Regions from separate parts of the Homo sapiens genome. Here region 1 is linked to region 2. A link is an interaction called in ENCODE POLR2A ChIA-PET data of the cell type or tissue named here. Cell type or tissue: GM12878. All regions are shown on one strand.

The links. Peaks named below come from ENCODE experiments on the same cell type or tissue, not always from the same donor. Only the 100,000 strongest peaks of a DNase experiment are listed, where the experiment ranks them.
Region 1: POLR2A ChIA-PET joins it to region 2 with 14 read pairs; 2 of 35 experiments call an interaction of 5 or more read pairs at or near these places.

Annotation. Positions count from the first base shown.
Region 1 is chr6:88,759,631-88,764,630 of GRCh38, reverse strand. The region is part of intron 13 of RNGTT (RNA guanylyltransferase and 5'-phosphatase); the gene reads left to right. Among named protein-coding and RNA genes, the nearest start is that of RNGTT, 200 kb to the left of the region's middle. In GM12878, a CTCF peak has its summit at 2,705; DNase peaks (open chromatin) are centred at 2,770 and 4,337; H3K4me3 peaks cover 236 bases; H3K27ac peaks cover 3,856 bases.
Region 2 is chr6:88,638,550-88,643,549 of GRCh38, reverse strand. All of the region lies in intron 14 of RNGTT (RNA guanylyltransferase and 5'-phosphatase), which reads left to right. Among named protein-coding and RNA genes, the nearest start is that of RNGTT, 320 kb to the left of the region's middle. In GM12878, no CTCF peak of the experiment used is centred here; a DNase peak (open chromatin) is centred at 1,899; H3K4me3 peaks cover 714 bases; H3K27ac peaks cover 2,729 bases.

The DNA.
Region 1 (5,000 bases), 120 kb before region 2:
CAAACAAATAAGAATATGTAAAAGTATGTGTATAATAATTTTATTGAAGCATCATTACAATAGTGAGAAACTGGAAATATTCAATGTCTTTTTCACTGTAAAAGTCTTTTGTAAAATATAGTTGTATACATGTGTCTTCCTGTATGTGTTTCCAGGAAAGTTGCTAATAGTATTCTAAAAATCTCTAATAGTATCTTTTAGAAATTGGTCTAGTCTGTTGAGATACAAGATTTCCTAGAGCTTTGAGGTTGAACTCAGACCTAGCATCTACATTTGTTGTTTGATTTTACATTCACACATAGTTGTGTGATGTTAATAGACATACCAGTTTGGATTTAATTAAAAACAGAAACACAGCAAATATTTTAACAGAATGAATTTAGTTGAAGAATTGTCTGTTACGAAAGAACTGAAGAGATGAAAAAGTCTTGCAGAGGAAGCAAGCACTGCAGGAAGCGTCTACCATGCAGCGAACTGGGGTAATGAAGAAATGAGGGTAGATTATTAAAATTTAGAAGATTGGAGGAGGCCTTATAGGGTTCATAAGAAGCCAGTTGCTGCCCAGCTGTCATTCTTGCCACAAGATCTTGGAGGAAGGATTCAGAGGCTCCAGACAATTGATATACTGGGTTATAAGGCCCAAGTGGCAGAGCAGCTTATACTATAGCATGAACTTGCTGCAGAGCCATCTTTTGTTCTGATTTCAACTTAAAAATGGTAGCCTAACAGGTTCCTTGGTCAATGAGTTGGAGTACTGCTTCAAAATCCACAGTGATTGTTAATCTTTGTAACGTCCTTTTTAGTATCCACTGATAGTGCAAGTAGAGTAACTTGTCTCTGACACCTTGGAGAAGCTATCCTGATAGGCTTCCAACCATTGGACCCCTAGAAATCTTACTTAGGCAATGGGCTCTTAATTTTTGTGGGTTTTATGTCTTCTGTCTTACATGTGTCTTAGCAAGATGTCTAAAGAACTTTATACTTCCTCTTTATCACTCTTAATAAGTACAAAATCATCAGCATTGTTGATCAGTGATTTGTTCTGTGTAGTGTCAGAGTGACCACTGTCTCTGAAAAAAATTAGAAAGACGATAACAAGTGAGAGACAGAAATTGGAGTCCTTACACATGGATGTTGAGATTGTAAGTTGGTGCAGCCAGTGTGGCAAACAGTTACATAGTTCCTCAAAATGTTTAAGATAGACTTACCATGTGACTCAGCAATTCCACTCTCAAGTATATACCCAAGAGAAATGAAAACATATGCCCACACAAAACTTGTACGTAAATCTTCTTATCAGCATTATTCATAATAGCCAAAGGGTGGAAACAACCCCAAATATTTATCAACTGACACATGGATAAATACGCAAACAAAATAACTCTTCCACCAGGCACAGTGCCTCACTCCTGTAGTCCCAGCACTTTGAGATGTCTGAGGTGGGCATAGTGCTTGAGTCCAGGAGTTTGAGACCAGCCTGGGCAACCTGGTGAAACCCCATTTCTAACAAGAAATACAAAAAAAAAAAAAAAAAAAAAAAAAAGCTGGCCATGATGGCACATGCCTGTAGTCCCAGCTACTTGGAGGCTAAGGTGGGAGGAACACCTGAGCCTGGGGAGGTTGGGGCTACAGTGAGCTGTGGTGGGGCCACTGCACTCCAGCCTGAGTGACAGAGTGAGACCCTTCCTTAAAAAAAAGGAAAAAGAAAATACCTTTCATTTAGACGACTGTAGTGGATCCTCTTAAGCAAAGAGACTCTGGATATTATGCCAGCTGGATTTCAATTCAAGCTCTGCCACTCTTTACTCAGGTTCTCTCTCTGTTGCTTGTGTTTCTGTAACTTCATTATGTGGATAATAGTGCCTACCTCGTGTGGGACTTTAATGACATAATACATGTAAGTCCTTTAAACTACTGCATGTTACATAATAAATACTAAATATATATTTACTATTTTTTAAAAAGACCACTGTCTCTGTAGATTCTACTGTGGCAGAGAGCAGAAAAGCAGTATGCTGTGGCTGCAAGATATACTATTGGTCATTCTAGGCAAAGGCAGATGTCTTCTGATAGTACCACAGATTGGTACAGAGAAAAAAGTATTTGCCAACTTGTATATAAGATTTTAGAGGCTACATTGATTGGTTTCGTTAAAGACAGCACATCTGAAATGGCAGCTGCACTTGGTTTAACATGATTAAATTTATGATAATCAAAAATCATTCTAAATCTCTGATGGTGGTACTAATTTTTGTATTTCCCTTGGAGATATGTTACTGCTTTTGGTTTATTTCCCTGGTAGGGAAGGCTGGTTGAAGGGGCTTTTATTTGGCCTTTCCTAGCATAATGACCCTTATTCCGTGGGTCAGACAGCCAATGTGGAAATTCGTTTTCCAAGTATTTCTCTTCCAGTTATACATCCAGTAACTGGAAAATAACCGCAGGTTGTATTTGTGGACATACCGTCACACTTAGATTTAAACTTGAGCCAGTAATCCATTTATCACCTGATTACCCTAAGCTCTCCATTTAACTTACGGACTGCAGTGGCATTTTGGGTTCCTGGCAATTCGTGTCTGTTTAAAGTAAGTGTCTGGTAATCCCCTAGTGGTCTGGGTGTTCTTTCTTTTGGATTATAATTTTTTTATTAGATTTTTCTTTTGAAAGAAAGAACATCCGTACCACTAGGGGGTTACCAGACACTTACTTTAAACAGACACGACCACTAGGGGATTACCCATCGGGGATTACCAGAACAATCACTTTAGCAAATGCTGCTCATCCTTTGAAAAACTGTTGGAAGATTTACAGCAAGGGTCAGCACTTTTTTTCTATGAAAGGCCAGATAGTCAATATTTTAGGGTTTGTTGCCTATGTATCTCAACTACTCAAGTCTACCATTGTGGTGCTAAATCAAAGCTAGACAATATGTGTATGAGTGAGCATGACTGTGTCACAGTGAAACTTTATTTACAAAAACAGGTGTGAGGCCAGATGTGGCCTGTAGACTATAGTTTGCCAACTGTGGATTTACAGTACTGTACATGGTTGTAGTAGTATTGCAATACCTTCTTTAAGGGGATCTGGCCTCCCACTTGTATTGGGAGGCTTAGGTATTTTTGTTGTTGTTTGTTTGTTTTGAGATAGAGACTTACTCTGTTGCCCAGGCTGGAGTGCAGTGGTGCAATCTCAGCTCACTGTACCGTCCACCTCCCGGGTTCAAGCGATTCTCCTGCTTCAGCCTCCAGAGTAGCTGGGATTACAGGTGCCTGCCACCATGCTGGGCTGATTTTTTATAATTTTAATAGGGGTGGGGTTTCACAGTGTTGGCCAGGCTGGTCGCAAACTCCTGACCTCAAGTGATCCACGTGCCTCGGCCTCCCAAAGTGCTGGGATTACAGGTGTGAGCCAACATGCCTGGCCAGAAGGTTCTGGTTTGTTAACCAGGTAAGGTCTGCACATTTAAAACTGAGAAATGCTAGCTTCCTAGCAAGCAGAATGGAATATATAGAATTGACTGCATGGTCTCCTTTACTTCCTATCGGAAAAGTCTTTTTACTCTGCTGACTAGAGTGTATGTGTGTGTGTGTGTGTGTGTGTGTGTGTGTGTGTATTTCTTTTGCTTCAATTCATTAAAAAAAAAAATAGAATGAGCTGGGTTTGGAAGCTGAGGCAGGAGGATTGCTTGAGCCCTAGGAGTTTGAATCCAGCCTGTGCAATACAGCAAGATCTCATCTCTGGGAAAAAAAAAAAAAAATCGTTTTCTCATGCTTATTTGAATTAGTGTTACTCTTTTTGAGAAGGAAATTGTGGTGGTAAAATATTTTTCTGAATGTTGAAGAACTGTTCTTATATAAGGAAGGATTAAGTATGGGGGAAAAAGTCTTACTACTTTGCTGAGCAGCATTTTTCTGTTTTCTACCCTCTGCCTCTTTCACAAAATGAAATGTTTAATTCTTTCATTTATATTTTATTTAAAAATTATTTTAAAGAAATAGACATAAAACACTAATGTAATCACTATTATTATAGTATGCTTAATGACTAAGCTATTTGGTATGTAGCTGGTTGTATTTTTTTATGTATAATATAGCTATTTTTATTATTTAGCAAATGACCCATAGTAACTGCTTTCTTATTTGAAAATATTCTCATCACCCAAACATATTTTAAGACAAATGCTTCGTTGGCTTTCAGTCTTTGAATGGTTACTACTGTTAACATTCTTGATTATGTTTTACTTCCAGTGTGCCTAGGAGAGGCAAGGAGGAGCTGTGACTGAACTCTTTTCAGTTCCTTTGCCTGGTTATCTCTTGGGTATTAGTAACTCTTGTTTCCTCTGTTATTTCATCCTTCCTGCATTCAGCAGAAAATCTTTCCCAGGCCGCTTACCAAAAACCAACATCATAATCAAAGTGTCTACAAGTAACTAGTAGGAGAAAAGGAGCATGTGGCTTTAAAACATCTACTTATGACCTCACTGGAGTCAAATTACTTATTTTTACTTGTTAATTTACTAAATAGAAGTATATATCACCTTTGTTTTATAATTTGATTCTTTGGAATTTAATTTTCATATTCATTTTAACACTATTCTTTACATTAGTACCTTTCGCTTATGTGATTTTTCTCAATTAATATATATTTTCATTAATTGCAATTTCTCTAAGTTACCTTTTATGTTATAAAAAGCTTGTTACCTGGTGGATATTATATAGATTAAATATTAGTTAAATTCCTACTTTGAATCACATTGAAGTTGGTGGGGGGGAAAATGAAGTAACTTAGGAACATAGGATTTGAATGCAGACCCTCATGAGAGATGAGATGGGAAGAACTGCAAACAAATCTTGAACTCCTTTTTTATTAGGTTTGTTTTTTGCTGTAATTATGGTTGTGAAACGCCAAACTACTTTAGAAGTGTTGTAGGATTGAGCAAATGGGTACTGATGTTGGGAGTCAGGGTTCTCAGTGAGGAAGGAGAAAGATACAAATATGAA
Region 2 (5,000 bases):
TGTATATTCTGTTGATTTGGGGTGGAGAGTTATGTAGATGTCTATTAGGTCCACTTGGTGCAGAGCTGAATTCAATTCCTGGACATCCTTGTTAACTTTCTGTCTCGTTGATCTGTCTAATGTTGACAGTGGGGTGTTAAAGTCTCCCATTATTATTGTGTGGAGATTTTTCAGTTTGTGATGGTGTGAAAGTAATATACATTCAGTAGAACTGTGCTTTCCGTGCCCATACAATCGTTCTTTCCCTTTCAGTACTATATTCAGTAAACTATATGAGACATTCAACACTTTGTTATAAAATAGGATTTATGCTCTCTTTTGTGTGTGTCCTTTTTTTTTCAGACCTGGTCAACAGGAAGTATAAATTAGGGTTTATATTAGATGATTTTTTTTCCCAAATGTAAGCTAATGTAAGTGTCTTAAGCACACTTAAGGTAGGCTATGCTAAGCTGTGAGGTTAGGTAGGTTAGGTGTATTAAATGCATTTTTGACTTAATGATATTTTCAACTTACAGTGGGCTAAGCAGGATGTAACTGTATTGTAAGTCAAGGCGCATTTGTACTTCCCTTTTGGAAATAATAATCTTTGACATTATTTTCAAGGTTAGACATTTGCGTTGAGATCAAAGATAATTTTTTCAAACTTAGCTCTGGCATAAACAATTACATGACTTTAATTGTACTAGGTATAGAAGAAAAAGTATTTTTATAAATAGGCAAAATAAATCATTTTTATTGAGCACATATTATGTGCCTAAGACATATTATACCTTCTAGTGTTTATAGCAGTCTTACTAAGTAAATATTGCTTTTATTTTCATGTGAGAAAATGGAAACTCAGAGAGGTTAAATAACTTGCCCATGGTCATAAATTCAGCAAATGATGGAATTGAGATTAGAACTCAGGTTTTTCTGCCTTTCCAACCCCACCCTTTTTGTTCTTATGACACTGTTCTTGTATAAATATTGCTGACTTACATTTGAGAATGTCAGGTATTTCACGGGAGCCAGCACATGCAAGAGTGCATTTTAAAGAAGAACCTCTATAGAAATGTCAGACTGTATATACTTACTTCAGTTATCCAACATCATCATTTAATGAAGTATTTTCCCTGTAGCTTTTTAAAGCAAGCATTTATGTAAAATTTTCCCTTTGATATGTTAGAAGTATCCCTACCTTCTTAAAGTGTTCTGTAATTTATATAACATTTATTTGGGGTATCATATTAGGCTCTTGCTGTGTGCTTTAATAAGGCAGTGGCCTCAGGATTTGTTAAATGTCCTTAAGTCAGTTACTGCCTTGAAAAGTGGTCCATGATTAGTATATTTTTGTAGTTAGTGATTTGCTGTCAGCTGTCATTTCTCAAGGTCAAATTCTGGCAGTTCCTTGCATCCTATTATATACATCCATAAGCTTTGACCTGTGAGCCTAAAGGTATCTCTACACCCTCCTGGAGAAAGATATAGTACTTTGATTCACTGACATTACATTCCTATTTTCTCTCTCTCTCTCTCTCTCTCAAATGACAAGGTAGCTAATTCTTCTGTGTGTTCCTTAAGGCACTATTAACACTCTAGTAGTGCCAGTGTTTGTATGTTTAAAAGACCTACAGACTTACTTTTTATTTCTTTTAAATACATATACTTCTCCTGTGATCGTAAATATTTGAATGTGATGCTACTGTATACTGGCTGTGTATGTGTGAATACAGCCAAGATGACAAAAAGCAGCTGCAGTTATGCTCAGAAAGAGTGTTGTTTCATTTACAGTGGTTTCTTTTCTTCAATGAGTCTGCTGCCTTTACTCAAAAATCTCCCTTTCTTCACTGTGGCAGCAGCTGGAGTCTTTGTTACTGTCACTCACAGCCATACCAAGTGATGAAAAACAGGTTTGAAACTTAAAATACTTCTCTTTCCAACTTAGCTTGTACTCATTGTAAATTCAAGTCTCTCCACCCAAATGACTGAATCAGTTCTGCTTTCTATTTTGTCTGTCAGTGCTTTACTGGAATTTTCACTTTTGTCTTAGCAGTAATAGTGTAGTGTGATTTATAATCCACATTCCTCTATTAAGTCATTCTGCAGATTTAGATCCTTTGCTTGTCTCTACAGCACGGAGCTCATCTGTGGTACCTGAGTGTTTATGGTATATAATCATGCTTACAGTATATTTCAGCTTCACCATGGTTATTTTTTTTTTTTTTTTTTTTTAAGACAGAGTCTCACTCTGTTGCCCAAGCTAGAGTGCAGTGGCGCCATCTCAGCTCACTGCAACCTCCGCCTCATGGGTTCAAGTGATTCTCCTGCCTCAGCTTCCTGAGTAGCTGGGATTACAGGCGCCCGCCACCGTGCCTGGCTAATTTTTGTATTTTTAGTAGAGACAGGGTTTCACTATCTTGGCCACTCTGGTCTCAGACTCCTGACCTTGTGATCCACCCGCCTTGGCCTCCCAAAGTACTGGGATTACAGGCATGAGCCACCGCACCCGGCCGGTCGTCTTAACACAGCAGTATTAATATGAACTGGGAGCTTTTTATCCAACTGGAAACATGGTAATGGCAGATTCTAGGGAGTCTCATAGAAGAAATACATTATTAGGTATGAAAATAACCCAAGCAGCTTATTATACTATGCAGAGGAATCTCTTAAAGAATAGTTTCATCTACTTCTTTCCATTAATAGGGACCTTATCCAAATTTTTATTTTGGGAGCTTACAACATAAATATATAGTGTTAAGTTCTCCTGAATATACATGTAATACATATTCAGAAATAGGTGAACTGTAATGTCACAGCTTTGTCATGGTCATTTGTAACTGGAATAATAATATGCAGATGACTCTTAATTCTTCACCTCTAATCCTCAATCCTCATTCTTTTTTAAAACCTCAGTTTTGAATCTTCAGCTGCCTACTGGGCAGTTAAATTGACAATTTCAACATCACCTCAGATCCAGTTATTTTTGTTGCTCTTTTTTTTTTTTCTTTTCTTTTTTTTTTTTTTGAGACAAGGTCTCACTCTGTCACCCAGGCTGGAGTGCAGTGGTGTGATCATAGTTCACTGCACTATCTCCCAGGCTCAAGAGATCTTCCTACCTTAGCCTCTCGAGTAGCTGGGACTACAGGCACATGCCACCATGCCTGGATTTTTTTTTTTTTTTTTTGTAGAGACAGGGTCTCGGTATGCTGCCTATGTTGGTCTCAAACTCCTGAGCTGAAGTTATCCTCCCACCTTGGCCTCCCAAAGTGCTGGGATTACAGGCATGAGCCACTGCACTGGCCTTTATTGCTCGATAAATGACATTTAATTAATACCTACCACATGTTATGCATCATTCACTCATTAAACTGACATTCATTAAGCATCTTTATGTGCCAAGTACTTTGATAGGCACTGGGATTCAAGTGGTGAATAAGACTGAAATGGTCCCTGCCTTTATGGAGTTTAATGTCTACAGCATAGGGGCTGCTAATTGAATAAATACTTCAGGATTGACTAATACAATGATAAGGAAAATAAGGGGACTCTTCAGATGGAGAGCAAGGGTAGCTAGCCCTGTCTAATGAGTCACAGAAGGCCTCCCTGATTGAAGTCATTTTTAAGCCACGAATTGAAGGGTGTGAAGGAGTTAGATGATTGGGGGCAAACTATTTTTTTCTCTCTATGCCTTAGTTTCCTCATTTGTAGAGATAAAAAGAGAAAACAAATGAATAAATTCCTTAATGCATGTGAAGGTACTTAGAACAGTACCTGGCTCTGAGTGTGGCTGCTGTCTTCATCATCTGTATCGTCATCATTAATCATTCATTCAGGTTTTCAAATAAACATCTATTGAGCACTTACAAAGTACTAGGCATTTTTCAGTATTGTGGTGGGATTCAGAAATGAAAATCATAAAAATCTATCCTTCCAAGGAGATATGTATACAAATAGCTACAAAGCAGAGAGTAATACAGCAAGAACTATAAGGGAAGTATGAGCCAATTTCTGGGCAGGAGCATTCCTTTTTATTTGGGAGTGGTGTATGATTTGTGCCACTTACTTGGCAAGTGCTTGTAAACTGCCTGTGAAATCTTATTTTTTCTTGTTTTCTTATTTACTTTTTGAGATTTTGCCTGTGTATATCTTTACTTGCCACTGAAATTTTTCATGTTGAAGTGAGGAAGTATATATCTCACAGACTGAGATATATGAATAGTAGGTGCTCTGTATGCTGATGAGTAGTCTTAAAAGCCTATTAAACTTTTAATAGTAACCCAGTACCATTTAATAGTAAAATAAGTAACCCAAAAGGGTTACTTACTTTAAAAGCCTCGTAACTGCTTAAGGCCTTTATTATAATAGTGTCACATGCTTTAGAGGGACTCAGTGTAGATGAAGAAATAGACGTTACCTCCTCTAAAATAAAAAAAGTTATTCATGGATGCATCATCTGTTGATTCTACCAAATGTCTGTTCTAATATTTGCTGTAGTAAAGTGACATCTTTGACATCATTTTTGAAATGTATTACCATATTTAACTGAAAAAAACAGAGTAACAGTCAAAATTGGTAATAATTTTAAATTTTGTTTAACATTACCAAAAGTCGTATAATTCAGTTTGGCTGATACAAAATATGAGGCTTAGCAGACAGTTACATATTTCAACAAATTGAAGTTTTCAAATGTTGCTTACATTTCTGTCTTGAGAGAAAACAGTTATTGTGTGGCAAATAACTTATTGCAGTTTTTGAGGAAAGTGTATATTAAAAACATCTGTAAAGATAGTAAAGTACCTCTGTTTAACTGGTAAGAGATCAGAGTTAACGTCTCACTTTTTGTAGCCAATAATATTCTAGCTCTGATTTACTAAAAGAAAATAAAAATAACGAATATTTTATTTTCTAGAATCTTTTGTTTTATGTCTTAATGTGTTACATTCATGATTAAGATGCCAGCTTTGTTTTCGTCTAAACTTTAAAGCATAAAACTGTTCTTTCTAAATTTTCTTTACAATTAG